Linked DNA regions of Homo sapiens: regions 1 and 3 are each linked to region 2. A link is a contact called in ENCODE Hi-C or POLR2A ChIA-PET data. All regions are on one chromosome and are shown on one strand. The core of a region is the stretch at or near the end of the contact, and the rest is flanking DNA. Distances in the headings are between cores, read along the strand shown. Region 1 has its middle 24 kb from the start of RD3. Region 2 overlaps INTS7 (integrator complex subunit 7). Region 3 overlaps LINC02608 (long intergenic non-protein coding RNA 2608).

Region 1 (4,517 bases), core at 1,317-3,816, 420 kb after region 2:
CCAGCTCTTTTACCTTTGTCTTCCATGTTCCCAGTTCATGTTGACCACCTGGGCTGGTTCACTACCACCACACCTGGGAGTGAGAGAAGCCCACCTTCTCCCACTGGCTCAGCCACTCAATTGCCTGGAAGGCATTGTCAGGCAAGGGTGGCCTGCATCTCTACCTCAGCAAAAGCCTCCAGGAAGCCAAAATTAAAAGCGAGGCCAGACCAGGCAACAGTGGCTCACGCCTGTAATCCCAACACTTTGGGAGGCCGAGGCCGGAGGATTACTTGAGCTCAGGAGTTTGAGACCAGCCTAGGCAACATAGTGATCTGGAGTCCATCCAGGTCCCAGAAGGTGATGAGGTGGTGGAGAGTGATACTTGGAACCCATCTCAGTAAAAATCGTAATAATTTTTAAAAGAGAGAAAGAAGAGTGAGGCTGGTTCCTGCTGTACCCTGGAAGTGGTTTTTTCCAGGCGCCTCTTTTTCCAAATTATCAGTTTGAGGCTGAGAGGGCAGGTAAGGGAGAAAGTGACAGTGAGCTAGGCATGGGGAAGTGGCAGCAGGTTGAAGCAGGATCCTGAGAAGACAGCACGGAGGGGCCCTGAGCTGGCTGGGCAGGTGTGGGGCTAGGAAGCCACACCCAGCTCAGTAATTCCCAGGGAGCTTCTGGGAGAACCTGGGCTCAACAGGGAGATCACAGGGCCTGCTGAGGCCATATGGGTGAGGCCTCGCCCTTCTTCCTGCTTCCTCCACCATGCAGTTCCTGCCTCTCCTCCCCCTTCACCTTGCATCCCTCCTCCTCTGCAGCAGCCCTCCTGCTCACACAGTTTAAGAAAGGCTGGTGCTAAGCCTGTGTGCACCACAGGTGGCGTCATGGGCAGGGTCTTTCATGATTTTTCTGCTGCCACTGAGAAGACGGATCATCATCTTTCAGGCAAGTTTGTAATAAACATTTAACGAATGAATGGGTTAGTGATGAACATTCGTTATCTAATTTGAACCCTTTACCAACCCTTTGAGGTAGTCCACACAGTTCCTATTAGTGCTGTTTACAGCTGGGGAAACTGAGACTCAGAGAAATTATGTGTCATCACGTAGGTATGCAGTGACCAGCTGGACTCAGAACCCATGACCCTAGTTCTTGCACTAATGTCCACTGCCTGTCTCTTTCACCCACCTGCACCCTCACAGCTACTCCTTGGGGTTCAGAGGGGGATGACTGGGGCGGGAATAGCAAGGACACAGGCATCATGGGGGCAGATTTGACCACACTGGCTCTGGGCTGTCAAGACAGCCAATCTGGGCTGCTGTCTCTGGCTGCTGTTATGGCTTCATTCCCGGGGCCACTCCACTTAATACAGGGACAGTACTTCAGGTCCGTCTGCCCAGTGCAGTCACATCAGGAGCACCACGGCAGCCGAAGTGAAACCTGGCCAGTCATAGGCAATAACCTTTGACCTGCTGGCAGGTGGGTGTTAGGTTAAATGTTAAGTGACCGGCCGGTCACGGTGGCTCATGCCTGTAATCCCAGCATTTTGGGAGGCTGAGGAGGGCGGATCACCTGAGGTCGGGAGTTCAAGACCAGCCTGACCAACATGGAGAAACCCCATCTATACAAAAAATACGAAATTAGCCAGGCGTGGTGGTGCATGCCTGTAATCCCAGCCACTGGGGAGGCTGAGGCAGGAGAATCGCTGGAACCCGGGAGGCGGAGGCTGCGGTGAGCCGAGATAGCGCCGTTGCACTCCAGCCTGGGCAACAAGAGCGAAACTCCGTCTTTAAAAAAAATTGTTAAGTGACCTCAACTATGTGGCCATGGGGAATTAGAGAGAGTAGAATAGAATCCCCTGTGGGTTGCAAGTGGGAGATGCTGGGATTTTTGAGCATCTTTACTGGTGATCCCTACGGCTGAATTAGGAGAGCTCTCCTGGCACCCGGGAAAGCTTTAACCTCTGGAGTGGCCTTCACAGGAGACAGCCTCAGGATGCTGGGAGAGCCCCTGACCCTCCACAACCTACTACCAATTCCTGCGCGCCGTTCCTTGGGCATGAGGTCCTGAACCTGGTGGAGGAAGGGTAGCAATGCCTTCCATTGTATTGGTTACATGCTTCTTACAGTCAATTAATTGGTTCGATCTTTTCCAGACAGTGCCGGGCTAGAGGCTGACCTTCCCCACTCCCGACCTTGGCTTCTTGAATAACCTCACAGGCCACGGGGCATGCGGGGTGCGCGTGCGTGGCTGGGCCGGCGTAGTCAGCCGGGCGGGAAGGTTTACGGCTTTGGGGAGGCGCCGCCTTGCCGCCCTGACACCGCCCCGCCAGGCCAGCCCGCCGCTCGGTGGCCCCGCCGGCTTCCCGCGGTCGGGACGGGCGCCCCCTGCTGATTGTGGGCGGCGGCGCACCGAGGAGCGGCCCCTGGGAAGCCCAAGACCTCGCCGCGGCTCGAACCCCGCGACCCTCGGCCCGGAGGGAGGTCCTGGCTGCGGGGAGCTGCCCAGACCGCGGTGACTCAGCTAGGTGGCACCGGGAGAGCTGAAGCGGGCGCCCCGCTGGGCCTGGCCACAGGACGGTTAATGATTAATGTTCCATACCGGGTGGAGACGTCGAAGGGGAGGGAGGCCCAGGGGCGCGTCTTGGCCCTGGCTGTGCCTGCAGGAAGCAGAGGCCCAGACGGGGAGAGACTCAGGCCTGGGCTGAGGCGGCTGGGGGCAGGGGAAGGAGCAAGCCGTGAACTCTCTCCTCTTCCCACCCCGCACGCCGCCCCCGTTCTCGATGCCCTTCTCCCCTGCCCCGGGAGCCTCCAGGCGCCGCGCTCCTCCTCCCTGCCTTACCAAATGCCCATCCGTGCCCGCCTCGGTGCCAGGCACTGCAGGCCGCTTTCATATAAATGACTGATTGCCTCTTGCCCATTTTACAGATAAACGCAGAAAGCTCAGGTGATGTGCCCATGGGCTCTCAGCTCACAGGCAGAGTGGGGATTCGAACCCAGCCCCGGACACAGACCAGGTGTCCTTCTACTACCCCACCCATTGCTGCCCAACTCCAGAGACACCTACACCCCAATCTACCAACTTAACCACCTGGGCAGAGGAAATAAGAGGCGGTACTGCCCCCGCCTACAGGGATCGCAGCTCCATTCTCTGCCCTCATAACTCATTACCCTAATTTTAGTCAATCAGAAAATCGTGTCAGGGCTGGACGTCAAGCTACCAGGGATAATGGTTCCTGTTGTAAAATGCTCCTTTGAGCTGAAAGCAATCGTGAAGTGAGGCGCCCGGTTCAAGGAGTCAGCCTCCCGACTTGAGAAGCCAACTGTGGTGGTGCCACGAGGCTGCGATTCACAGGCTCCGGTGGAAAGACCAGGGAAGAAACTTATTTACAAAAATGAGAATAAAAAATATTCTGGGCCGGGTGCGATGAGCCATGCTTATAATTCCAGCGCTCTGGGAGGCCAAGGCGAGAGGATCACTTGAGCCCAGGAGTTGGAGGCTACAGCGAGCAGAGCACCACTGTACTCCAGCCTGGACAACAGAGATATTGTCTCTAACAAAAAGGGAGGTGGGGGGAGGAAATAGTATTCTAACACGAAGCTGCAGGTTCTGCACAACAAGTTTAGGTTTTCCTGTTCTCTCTAGGGTAAATGAGGCATGCAGGCGCCTGCACCCTCCGGGCAAGGACAAGGCGTGTGAGAGTCTCTGGGTCTGCCCCAGCGACGCCGTCGGGCCTCTGGGCGGTGCAGCCTGGTCCGGCATCATCCTGGACGCGCGGGTAATCAGGGCTGAGGGAGCCCAAGGTACATTCTGTCCCTCACCACAAGATGTCGCCGCTGCTAATGGTTAGAGGGCTCTCAGCAAGACCAACTCCCAACCCCAGACTCTGAGTCAGAAACTCTGGGGTTGGGGCCCAGCAATTCGTGTTTTTCACAGGCCCTCCAGGGGATTCTGAAACATGCTCAAATTTGAGAACCACTGGTAAAAGTCATCCTGCAGGTCTCACTGCCTCTGACGTCTACCCCTTCTGCTAGGTGGTCAGGGCAACTCAATCTGTTACCCACCTGGAGTCCCACCCCAGTGCCCAACTGGGGCAGGACCTGGGATCTCAGAGCTTCAGTTTTCTCAATTGCAAAATGGGGATAGTAGTACCCACCAGACAGGGCTGTCACGAGGCTAAAATGAGTGTCTGAGAATGCATTTGCAAAGGGTAAAACCCTACATAGTAAGGATATGTTGTGACTGTTGCTTTTATTTGGAGTGACAAGCTGTAAAGCGAGTTGAAGGCAGCTGGTTCTGAAGGTTCCATCCTCTCTCTTGTCTTCTCTCCAATGCTCCTATTTCTCTCCCCACCTAGAATCACCTTTAAGCCACCCAGGGAGAGGCATGTTCAATGCACCAGCTTGCAGCACAGAAACAGCTTAACTTTCATCTAGTATTTGCCATGTTCTAGACCTTGAGTGGAAGGCTTTAAGTGTGTTATTTTATTTAATCCTTACACAGCCCTATGAGGTTGACACTACAAAGGATGCTGATAAGGC
Region 2 (5,135 bases), core at 952-3,451:
ACTTGAAAGTGTTCCGTGCAACATCCAGCCTTCTGGATTATGAAAGCCCACAGTCTAACAGTATTGAAACATCCTGCTGTATTAGTTCAACCACATATTTATCTCTTCCTGTGCTAAAGCAGTCTTTATTATTTTCATATTTAATTGAAACAAAGAGCAGCTAGCAATTTCATAGAAAATTAATTTGTTTTTTCTGATGTGTCTGCAACTGTGTATAATACAGACATTTCACATTGTTTCCAAAAGTGAAGAACACTCATTTAATATCTTCAATGTTTTAAGTTAGAAGGGGTGGATCTTTTCCTTTGGTTGGTGATTGGTTTGGTTTATACTTGATGAGTTATGCTAGACTGATTGTTTAGAGAGAGCAGTCTCTTTATTACACAGGCTCAGTTTGTTGGGATGCTCAGGGAACAGAGTTTTCTGGTTAGCCAGAAAACCCCCTTTTTTCCTATTTTAATTCTGGTTGAAAACCATGATAAAATAGACTTTCTTAGCACAGTATGGTAGATATAACTTAACTGCTTTTTGATTGGGGATCATTTAGGGCTTCAGGATCACGATTTCTAAACATCAGGGATCATATGGTTGCAGATGCCGATGCTATAAGTAATTTGGCCGGATGCAGCTCCTAAGGTAAAGCAGGGTACTTTCCCTGGAATTTCCTTTTTAAATAAATATCTGTTTCTTTGCTTGTGTTTTGCCTTTTTCTCTTCAAAGTCAACATTAATTCAAAGGAGAATGGAGCTTAAGATAAAAAATAAAAAGGGGTTGTTGTTTTTTTTTTCTTTCTTGTCATGCGGCCTCTGGGACTGAGAAGTGATTTGCAACTTGGGTCTCTCCAAGATTGCTTGCCTTCATGAGCACAACCCATTGTACTGCTAACAGCCAGAACATTCTCATAAAATGTGTACAGATCTACAGTGTCCACGGTTGAATGACATCTCTTCAGATGCAGCCCAGTTGTATGAGGTTCACACAACCTACACAGTCATCTCAGCACCTGGGAACACGTGCTTAGGAAAAATTGCCAGAGCAGTGCAGAACCCCTTGTTCTTTTACCAGGTGTGGAAACAGCTGAATCAGAAAGCCTGGGTTTCACTCTTGGTTCTGGTGAATTAGCTGTGTGACCAAGCAAGTCACTTTACCTCTACATCTTAGGGGTTTTTTTTTTTGTCTGTCAAGTGACTGAATTAGACTGGTTTTCTGGATTCCAGCCTAGAGTTGTATTATCAAGTGACTGAAAGACTAAAAACAAACAAAAACATTTCTTAAATTGGAGATCTTTTTTATTTGTAATTAAGTGGCTATTTTCAGGGTTAAAGTTTACAATGTGGATTTCAAGCTTCTGGTGCCATTCAAGGTAGATTTCTCCAAAAAAGAAGCAAATCTTGTAAGCCATCAATTCCCTTTGAGAACTTCCCAAATGTTATGTTCTTAAAAGATAGGTTTTGATAGCTATGTTTATGAACTTTTTAACTTGGTGTATTATGGGCTCCTGGCACAAACTCAGAAAGGAATTTTTTTTTTTTTTTTTTGAGACAGAGTCTCGCTCTGTTGCCCAGGCTGGAGTGCAGTGGTGCAATCTCAGCTCACTGCAACCTCTACCTCCCAGGCTCCGGTGATTCTCCTGCCTCAGTCTCCCGAGTAGCTGGGATTACAGGCATGTGCCACCACGCCTGGTTAGTTTTTATATTTTTTAGTAGAGATGGGTTTCACCATGTTGGCCAGGATGGTCCCAAACTCTGGTGATCGCCCGTCTTGGCCTCCCAAAGTGCTAGGATTACAGGTGTGAGCCACCGTGCCTGGCCAGGAATTATTAAAATAAAAGCAAGTCCAAGAAGTTCAGAGTATAACTGAACTGAACATAACTCTGAAGCAAGAAAGACTTATTTTAGTATGTCCATTAGATCCAGGATTGGAACTCTGATTTTGTTTAGTAAAATATCTACTGAATTTTTGGCATCAACTGTTAAATGGTTATTTGTGGTGGGGGAAGCTGTTTATAACTTCAACACTACACTAATGAATGAAAAGAAAAATGAGATGCAGAAAAGAAAGATGCATACTAATTGTGAAGTGGGCATGTTCCCTAAATTTAGAAATATGAAGGGCACTTGCTGGTTAAAGCTAGGAAGACAGGACTAGTTTTTCTCAGTGCTTCGTCACTTTGCAGTGCAGTAGTGTTTCCTTATCTGCAGTTTTTGCTTTTCACTTTCACTTTGCTTTTCAGTTTCAGTTCCCAGAGGTGAAGATAGACCACATTCACATAATTTTTATTACAGTATATTGTTACAATTGTTCTATTTTATAATCACTTAATCTCTTTACTGTGCCTATTTTATAAATTAAACTTTGGCATAGGTGTGTATGTATAGGAAAAAATGTAGTGTATATAGGGTTTGGTACTATCCTCAGTCATAGGCATCCACTGGGGATCTTGGAACGTATCTCCTACTGATAAGGGGGACTGCTGTGTAGTCCAGTGACTGAGAGCACCAGCCTTTGGGGCCATACTGCCGAGGTTCCAATCTTAACTTTATGACCTTGGACAAGCTACTTAGTCTCTCTATGCCTCAATTTCCTTATTCCTAATAGAGAAACATATTAGTGTTTCATGGGGTAGGTATGAGAATTAAGTGAGTTAGTATAGAATTTACTTAGAACATGCTTGGCATATAGTAAAACAGATATATAAGCATTTGCTTTTATTATTACTACTACTGTCATTATCCTCCTTAGTATTTTTTTTTCCAAAGTGTTAGATCAGTTCTCACTGAGCATTTTATTACCTTGTCTCTGCTATTAAACACATTTAAGCTATCTTTCCTAATGCAATTTGGGTACATTGAGTAATAATGATCTAAACAAAATAGAATTTCTGTCTACTATGCTATAAATCATTTAATTAAAATATGTAAAGGCAGACATACAAGGAAATATATGTAAATACATTCTGCTGATTGCCTTCAGTGATGATAGCAATAGAATGTTGACTATTCAGAAATTAATGTATTCCAGCTTAAACTAAGACCTTCAGACATAACCTTTCTAGCGCAAACCAACCAAGATAGCAGGCAATTTGCAACTGGGGAATATGCCATTTCTCATGTTAAGATACTGTTCAGAGAAGAACAAACCAATTAGACAAGATCCTCAGACTAGGGTCCCAGAGAAGTCAGTTTAAATTCTATTTATAAGACTCATCATTAATCCTTAGATAAGTCACTTGATCTTTCTGTGCCAATACCTGCCAACAGAATATTGAGAATAAGATGACCTGGCACTTGGTATGTAGAGTATAGGCACCACTGACCAACAGAACTTTCTGTAATGATGGAGGCGTTCTAAATTTGCACTAACCGCTACAGCCACTGGCCACATGTAGCTATTGAGTACTTAAAATATGGCTAGTGTGATTGAGGAACTGAATTAATTTACTTTTAATTCAGTTAAATTTAATTATTTTATTTATTTATTTATTTATTTATTTATTTATTTATTTAGAGATGGAGTTTTGCTCTTGTTGCCTGGGGTGGAGTGCAATGGTGCGATCTCAGCTCACTGCAACCTCCGCCTCCCAGGTTCAAGTGATTCTCCTGCCTCAGCCTCCCAAGTATCTGGGATTACAGGCATGTGCCACCACACCCGGCTAATTTTGTATTTTTAGTAAAGGTGGAGTTTCATCATGTTGGTCAGGCTGGTCTTGAACTCCTGACCTCCAGTGATCCACCCCCATCGGCCTCCCAAAGTGCTAGGATTACAGGCATGAGCCACCATGCCCGGCCTCCTTCAGTTAAATGGCTTCATGTGGCTACTGCCTATGGAGTTGGAAAGTGCAGGGAATGAAAAATGAAAAAATGAGAACTGTTACCTTAAGACCTAGATGACCCTTAAGTGGATTTCTAGATAAGGGGGCCTACATTGGAATTCTTTGACTCACTAAAAGTTCCACACGAAAGAGTGTATAGATGACAAGGAGGGTATTTAGGTTCATGCGTTTGCTTTGCTTCTAGTATTAAATACTATGTTGAGGCCGGGCACGGTGGCTCACGCCTGTAATCCCTGCACTTTGGGAGGCCGAGGCGGGCAGATCACAAGGTCAGGAGATCGAGACCATCCTGGCTAACACAGTGAAACCCCGTCTCTACTAAAAATACAAAAAATTAGCCAGGCGTGGTGGCAGGCACCTGTAGTCCCAGCTACTTGGGAGGCTGAGGCAGGAGAATGGTGTGAACCCAGGTGGCGGAGCTTGTAGTGAGCCGAGATTGCGCCACTGCACTCCAGCCTGGGCGACAGAGCGAGACTCCGTCTCAAAAAAAAAAAATACTATGTTGCTCAATCAAACCCTGTTCTTTGCACAATGCCTTGGACTTAGCCTTTACCAGTCACATAGACAATAACAGTATGATGAGATGTAGTGAGAAGTCTAAAGTCTGGTGAGTTGGCTTAATTTGATTTTATTTTCTTCCTTCAACCATAATAATATGATATCCAGATTTTGTCTTTATGGAAGGATCTGTAAACACAGGCTTACCCATCCCACTTACAGGCAAGGCAAATGCTGCTTCTTGAAAAGCGGGGGTCTGGGTCATTATCCTCCTTACCCAAGTTGTCCCCTGGCCTGGCTTTTATCTTCACTATATTGTGGAGACACTTCATTGAGTCTCATACTAGATTTTAACTTTTCCATGGCTTCCGTCGTTTTGCCATGTTTTTCGCGTAGAATGTGTCTGTTTGCTGTGTCGCCACCCACTTTGGGGCCCTGAGCCTTCTCATCAGCACTGTTGCTCCCAGAGACATGTCCCCATTTCCCCCTTTTCCAGAACCGTTTTTTCCTTTGGGCATCATTTTTGAAATTTGCTGTTCTAAAAATATTTTGTTGTTGTTTCCAGATAATTTTTTAAGTAAAATTAATAAAGATGGGGTAATGCCAAATGAATTATAACAATCAGGAAAAAAATGAGCATCTCAAATACCCAGAAAGGATGTTTTGAAGAAAATTACATGGTATGCAGAGAAGAAATACTCTCTAACTCAACTTTCTTTGGTTTTCTTGGTGATTTCATTTGAGGGTTTTGATGAATTTATTTGTGGTGATGAGTTAAAAATGTGTAAAGGATTAGGACAAATAA
Region 3 (4,409 bases), core at 851-3,350, 300 kb before region 2:
TGTAGAAAATGCCCTGGACTGGGCCGGGTGCAGTGGCTCACGCCTGTAATCCCAGCACTTTGGAAGGCCGAGGTGGATGGATCACCAGAGGTCAGGAGTTCGAGACCATCCTGGCTAACACAGTGAAACCCCGTCTCTACTAAAAATACAAAAGATGAGCCAGGCGTGGTGTCACATGCCTGTAGTCCCAGCGACTCAGGAGGCTGAGGCAGGAGAATCACTTGCACCCAGGAGGCAGAGGTTGCAGTGAGCCAAGATCATGCCACTGCACTCCAGCCTGGGTGACAGAGTGAGACTCCGTCTCGAAACAAAAAAAAAAGAAAAGAAAAGAAAAGAAAATTCTCTGGACTGTGTCCAAGGACCTGGATTCCAACCAAAGTTTTGCTACCGAGCACTTATAGAACTAGCTAAGCCTCTCAGTCCAGTTTCCTCATCTGTTAAATAAGGAATTGGGCTAGATGATCCCTAAAATCTCTTCCAGCTCTCGTATGCCATGGCTCTAAGGTAAATTACTAGCCTAGAATCATTCTCCACAATGAATACTATCTGCTTTCCACCAAAAACAAGGGGGAAAAAGGGAGAAAGAACAAGAAATTCAGATATTTTGTTTTCTCATATTTAAGGTGAGATGATTCTTTTTATAAAATTAAGATTATTTCTAACATCATTAGATCTTCTAAAAATAACAGGTTTATTAAATAAGAAATGTATATTTACTGTAGAAAAATGTAAATACACATAAGCAAAAAGAACTTAAATAACCTAAAATCCTTCCTATCAGAGACAGCCTCCATTAATATGTTGATGTATAAATGAAAATGTTTTTCTATACACACATATACATTTTTTCCTTCTGAAAATAGGATCAGACTATTCATTCTGTTTTTCAAGTGGATCCTGACATTTAGCAACATACTGAAAAAAATCTTTCTATGTTAATAAGTATACTTATATAGCATTGATTTCAACAGTTATATGGTAATCTGTTGTTTAGGTACATCCCCTATGGCTGGATAGTTACATTTATTTTTCACTATTAACAGTCTTATAAATATACTATGTGCAAACATGTATGTTTTTTAAGGCTTCTGAGTGCACAGCCAGCAGCAATACAGCATAAGTAGGGAGGAAGGAGCTGTCACATCCTTCTTTATAGATGCATGCACTAGGCAAGCTCCTCCTAACAATCAGATGGTTACGGGGAACCATTTGATTCCCCTATGCCATGTGACTACCACCATCCTGGTCACAACTGATTGGATTAGCATCCTTTTCTCCCCTAAAAGCAACCATCTGGGAGTGGCCCAAAGCCTATGAGGGGGCAGGAGACCCCTTCCCTGAGAGGGATTCCTACCTTGGGTGGTGGGTGGACAAACTGAGCAGATTCTCCCTCAAGTTACTGAACACAACACACACAAGAGGCCTTTAGTCAGCAAGGGCAGGAGCAGGCAACAGTGGATTCCCCACAACGTCAGAGAGGAAGGAGTCCTATCCAGTGTGGTTCCCAGAGCCGCCCTCCCTGGCTCCGGCTAGTTTAACCTGGAGGGTGAAGGGACAGCCTCCAGAGCCAGAGAACCTGGCTTTGGATCCTGGTTCCATCACTTCTTACCTAGAGGATCTCTGGTTAGTCCCTTTGCCTGTCTGACCCTGAGTTTCCTCATCTGAAAATGAGGAGATTAACACCTACTACAAAAGGTCACTGTGAAAACTAAACAAAATAATATATTAAAAAGCCTTTAGAAGAATGCCTGGTATAGAATAGGTAGTATTATGCCTCTGCTGGGAAGGTTTGTTTTACCTAGAACCACAGGAGTTTAAGGAGTGCTATAGGTCACTGATACCTGCAAGGACAAACTGGTGACTTCGGATACCCTGTTATTATTAGTTTACTCTTTAAGTGTTTTCGTCTCCTCCACCAGCTTGGCGAACTCCTTGAGGACATGGGCTTTGTTTTCTGTTCCATTTTACCCTCCACTGTGCCTTCGCAGGGTAAGCTCCTAATCTGTGATTGATTCTGCTGATTAGTGAGATTGTCTTTTCCTTGTTGAGCCAGCACAGCCAGTTTGAACCAGTGTAGTGGGCAGCTGGCCCGGCAGCCTAGCTCTCCTCCCTCCATGACAGCCTTCCAGAAGTAACTCTCCCTGGAAGGCAGGCAGAGCACAGCAGCCCTCAGCAGCAAGTGGAAGCTTTGTGTTCAACGCAGAGCCAGCCAAACTCTTGGGACTGGAAGTTGTCACCTATTGCAGTTTGCAGGCTTGAAAAAACATCCCCATCGAAGCTAACCCAGAACCTCCTACAGCATGTGCCAGGGCTGACAAAATGTAGAGGTGCAAGTCTGTTTTAGGGACTGCTTCCTTCAGGAAAGCCTGCTTCCTGAGAAGGCCTGAAGGACACGCCGTGGCTTCCCTCTCTGGTGTGTCCTGAGGCTAGAACCCCAAATAAAGGGAATGAAGTCATGAGGTCAGTGAAAGTTGTTGGTCCTTCTCACCGATTCAGTCCCTCCTGAACTTGCCTGCTGGCCTACCTAGGCCACCAAACATGGGCCTTGAATGCCTAATTGCCCAGCAGCTACCAAGACACGGTTTCACATAAGCTGGAGAGAGGCTCAGCTAAACAGGACAACTAGAGAGGAAGGAGATCCTGAGTAGCAGCAGCAAGTTTGGAGCTAAAGGTGTCAGAGCACAGGGATTCAAACTTTTTTTTTTTTTTTTAACATTCCTCTGTGCCAGGTATTAGACTGGGTGTGTTGCATAATAATATGCATAATAATAATATTAAAAGCTAAAACATAGTACACACCATCTGCCAATTACTATGCCAAGCATTTTACACATATTAACTCATTTAATCATTACCAAAAACCATTGAAGTAGGTAGTATTATTATCTCTATTTTACAGATAAAAAAACTGAGGCACAGTAATTTGTTTAAGGTCTCACAGCTACTAAATGGCACACCTGGACATGCACATAATTCTACTGTTATAATTTGAAACTGTCCCCTTTGAAACTCATGTTGAAACTCACTCTCCAGTGAAACAGTATCAGGAGGTGGGGCCTTTCAGAGGTGACTGAGTCATGAGGGCTCTGCCCTCATGATTGGATTGACTAGTCCATTCCTGGGTTAATGGATAATAGGTTATCATTGTGTGAGTGGGTTAGTTATCACAAGAGTGTGTCTGTTATAAAAAGCCAGGTTGGTTCTCTCTCATGAGCCCCCTCACCATGTGATGTCCCAAGCTGCCTTGGGACTCTGCAGAGGGTCCCCATAAGAGGAAGGCCCCGACTAGATGGAATCCTTTGTCCCTGGACTTCTCAGCCTCCAGAACTGTAAGAAATAAATTCCTTTTTTCTGCCTCAGCCTCCCAAGTAGCTGGGACTACAAGCTCCTGCCACCACACCCGGCTAATTTTTTGTATTTTTAGTAGAGATGGGGTTTCACCATGTTAGCCAGGATGGTCTTGATCTCCTGACCTCGTGATCCGCCTACCTCGGCCTCCCAAAGTGCTGGGATTACAGGCGTGAGCCACTGCGCCCAGCCAAATAAATTCCTTTAAAAAAAAAAGTACCTAGTCTCAGGGATTTAGTTATTGCAACAGAAAGCAGACTAAGACACCTACTGGAAAGCTTTTCAATTAAAGTCTAATATGATCATCTACACATGTATACATTTAATTCTCATAGTAAGTCTATAAGCTACGTTAATGTGGTCTCATTTTACAGATGAGAAAACTGATGGTCAGAGAGGTTAAATATGTTCAAGTTCCATAAGTAACAAGTGGTGAATATCATGCCAGTCCTGTGTGGCTCCACCACACCCTGACACAAAAAGAAGACCTTGCAAAAGAACAGGAAAATGCTTAGTGGGCTTAGGAAAGGAGGCCACTGCAAAACCACAAAAATTGGGAATATGCTACCCTGCAGGAGGTAGCACCCAGGCACAGCAAAGGGTGGAGGCTCCGGAACCAATCTGATTACTTGCCCCACTGCAACTTTCCAATCACACCAATTAGCCAGATTGATTTAAATCTGATAGTGGCAGATTTCTAAACGCCTTTTACAAAGGTGAACCTGGCAATGCTTAAAAACTGGCTCTAAATGCAGCCAAATCTCAAATAGAAAAATCTCCAAGCTTTACACTCTCTGCTCACTTTCTAAGCCACCTATTTTTTTTTTCTTTTCTTCTCTCCTTCCCAGTTAGGATAATTAAGATCTTAGAATCATAGACCTGGAAGTTTAGAGATGATTTAGCGCCCCTCTGCTTGCTTTAAGGCTACTTACTGCAACAGTTACCTCCCTCTGTATGTTTAAACCTTTTCTCCCTGACAGAAGAAGGTTTGCCCTTGTAAATGGGATTGAGTGATCAGCTAGTGGCAGAGCTATTTTAAGGCACCTGCCTGGAATCTCACA

What was found. Hi-C counts contacts between places; a loop is a spot of excess contacts on that map. ChIA-PET counts read pairs that join two places held with the same protein, here RNA polymerase II (POLR2A). Pooled maps may share reads with other maps.
Region 1: a loop to region 2 is called in a map with no recorded cell type, with 5 times the contacts of the local background. The contact joins two enhancer-like sites. A Hi-C loop is called at or near these places in 4 of 37 single-sample maps with no recorded cell type and 5 of 50 pooled maps. POLR2A ChIA-PET finds 5 or more read pairs at or near these places in 1 of 52 experiments (K562).
Region 3: a loop to region 2 is called in a map with no recorded cell type, with 10 times the contacts of the local background. The contact joins two enhancer-like sites. A Hi-C loop is called at or near these places in 4 of 37 single-sample maps with no recorded cell type and 8 of 50 pooled maps. POLR2A ChIA-PET finds 5 or more read pairs at or near these places in 1 of 52 experiments (activated T-cell).

The regions. Positions count from the first base shown.
Region 1 is chr1:211,513,445-211,517,961 of GRCh38, reverse strand. No RefSeq gene overlaps it. Among named protein-coding and RNA genes, the nearest start is that of RD3, 24 kb to the right of the region's middle. RefSeq lists silencers at 2,275-2,634, 3,647-3,736. Within about 2 kb of position 2,566, at least 13 of the 41 ENCODE cell types and tissues checked have a DNase peak (open chromatin) inside an H3K27ac peak, as active enhancers do.
Region 2 is chr1:211,935,962-211,941,096 of GRCh38, reverse strand. INTS7 (integrator complex subunit 7) reads left to right here. Exons shown (of 20, transcript NM_015434.4): 20 at 1-694. It also overlaps the pseudogene LOC124904505. Among named protein-coding and RNA genes, the nearest start is that of INTS7, 97 kb to the left of the region's middle. RefSeq lists an enhancer at 2,113-2,192. Within about 2 kb of position 2,201, at least 5 of the 41 ENCODE cell types and tissues checked have a DNase peak (open chromatin) inside an H3K27ac peak, as active enhancers do.
Region 3 is chr1:212,236,487-212,240,895 of GRCh38, reverse strand. LINC02608 (long intergenic non-protein coding RNA 2608) reads left to right here. Exons shown (of 4, transcript NR_125984.1): 2 at 1,920-1,989. Among named protein-coding and RNA genes, the nearest start is that of LINC02608, 46 kb to the left of the region's middle. Within about 2 kb of position 2,100, at least 9 of the 41 ENCODE cell types and tissues checked have a DNase peak (open chromatin) inside an H3K27ac peak, as active enhancers do.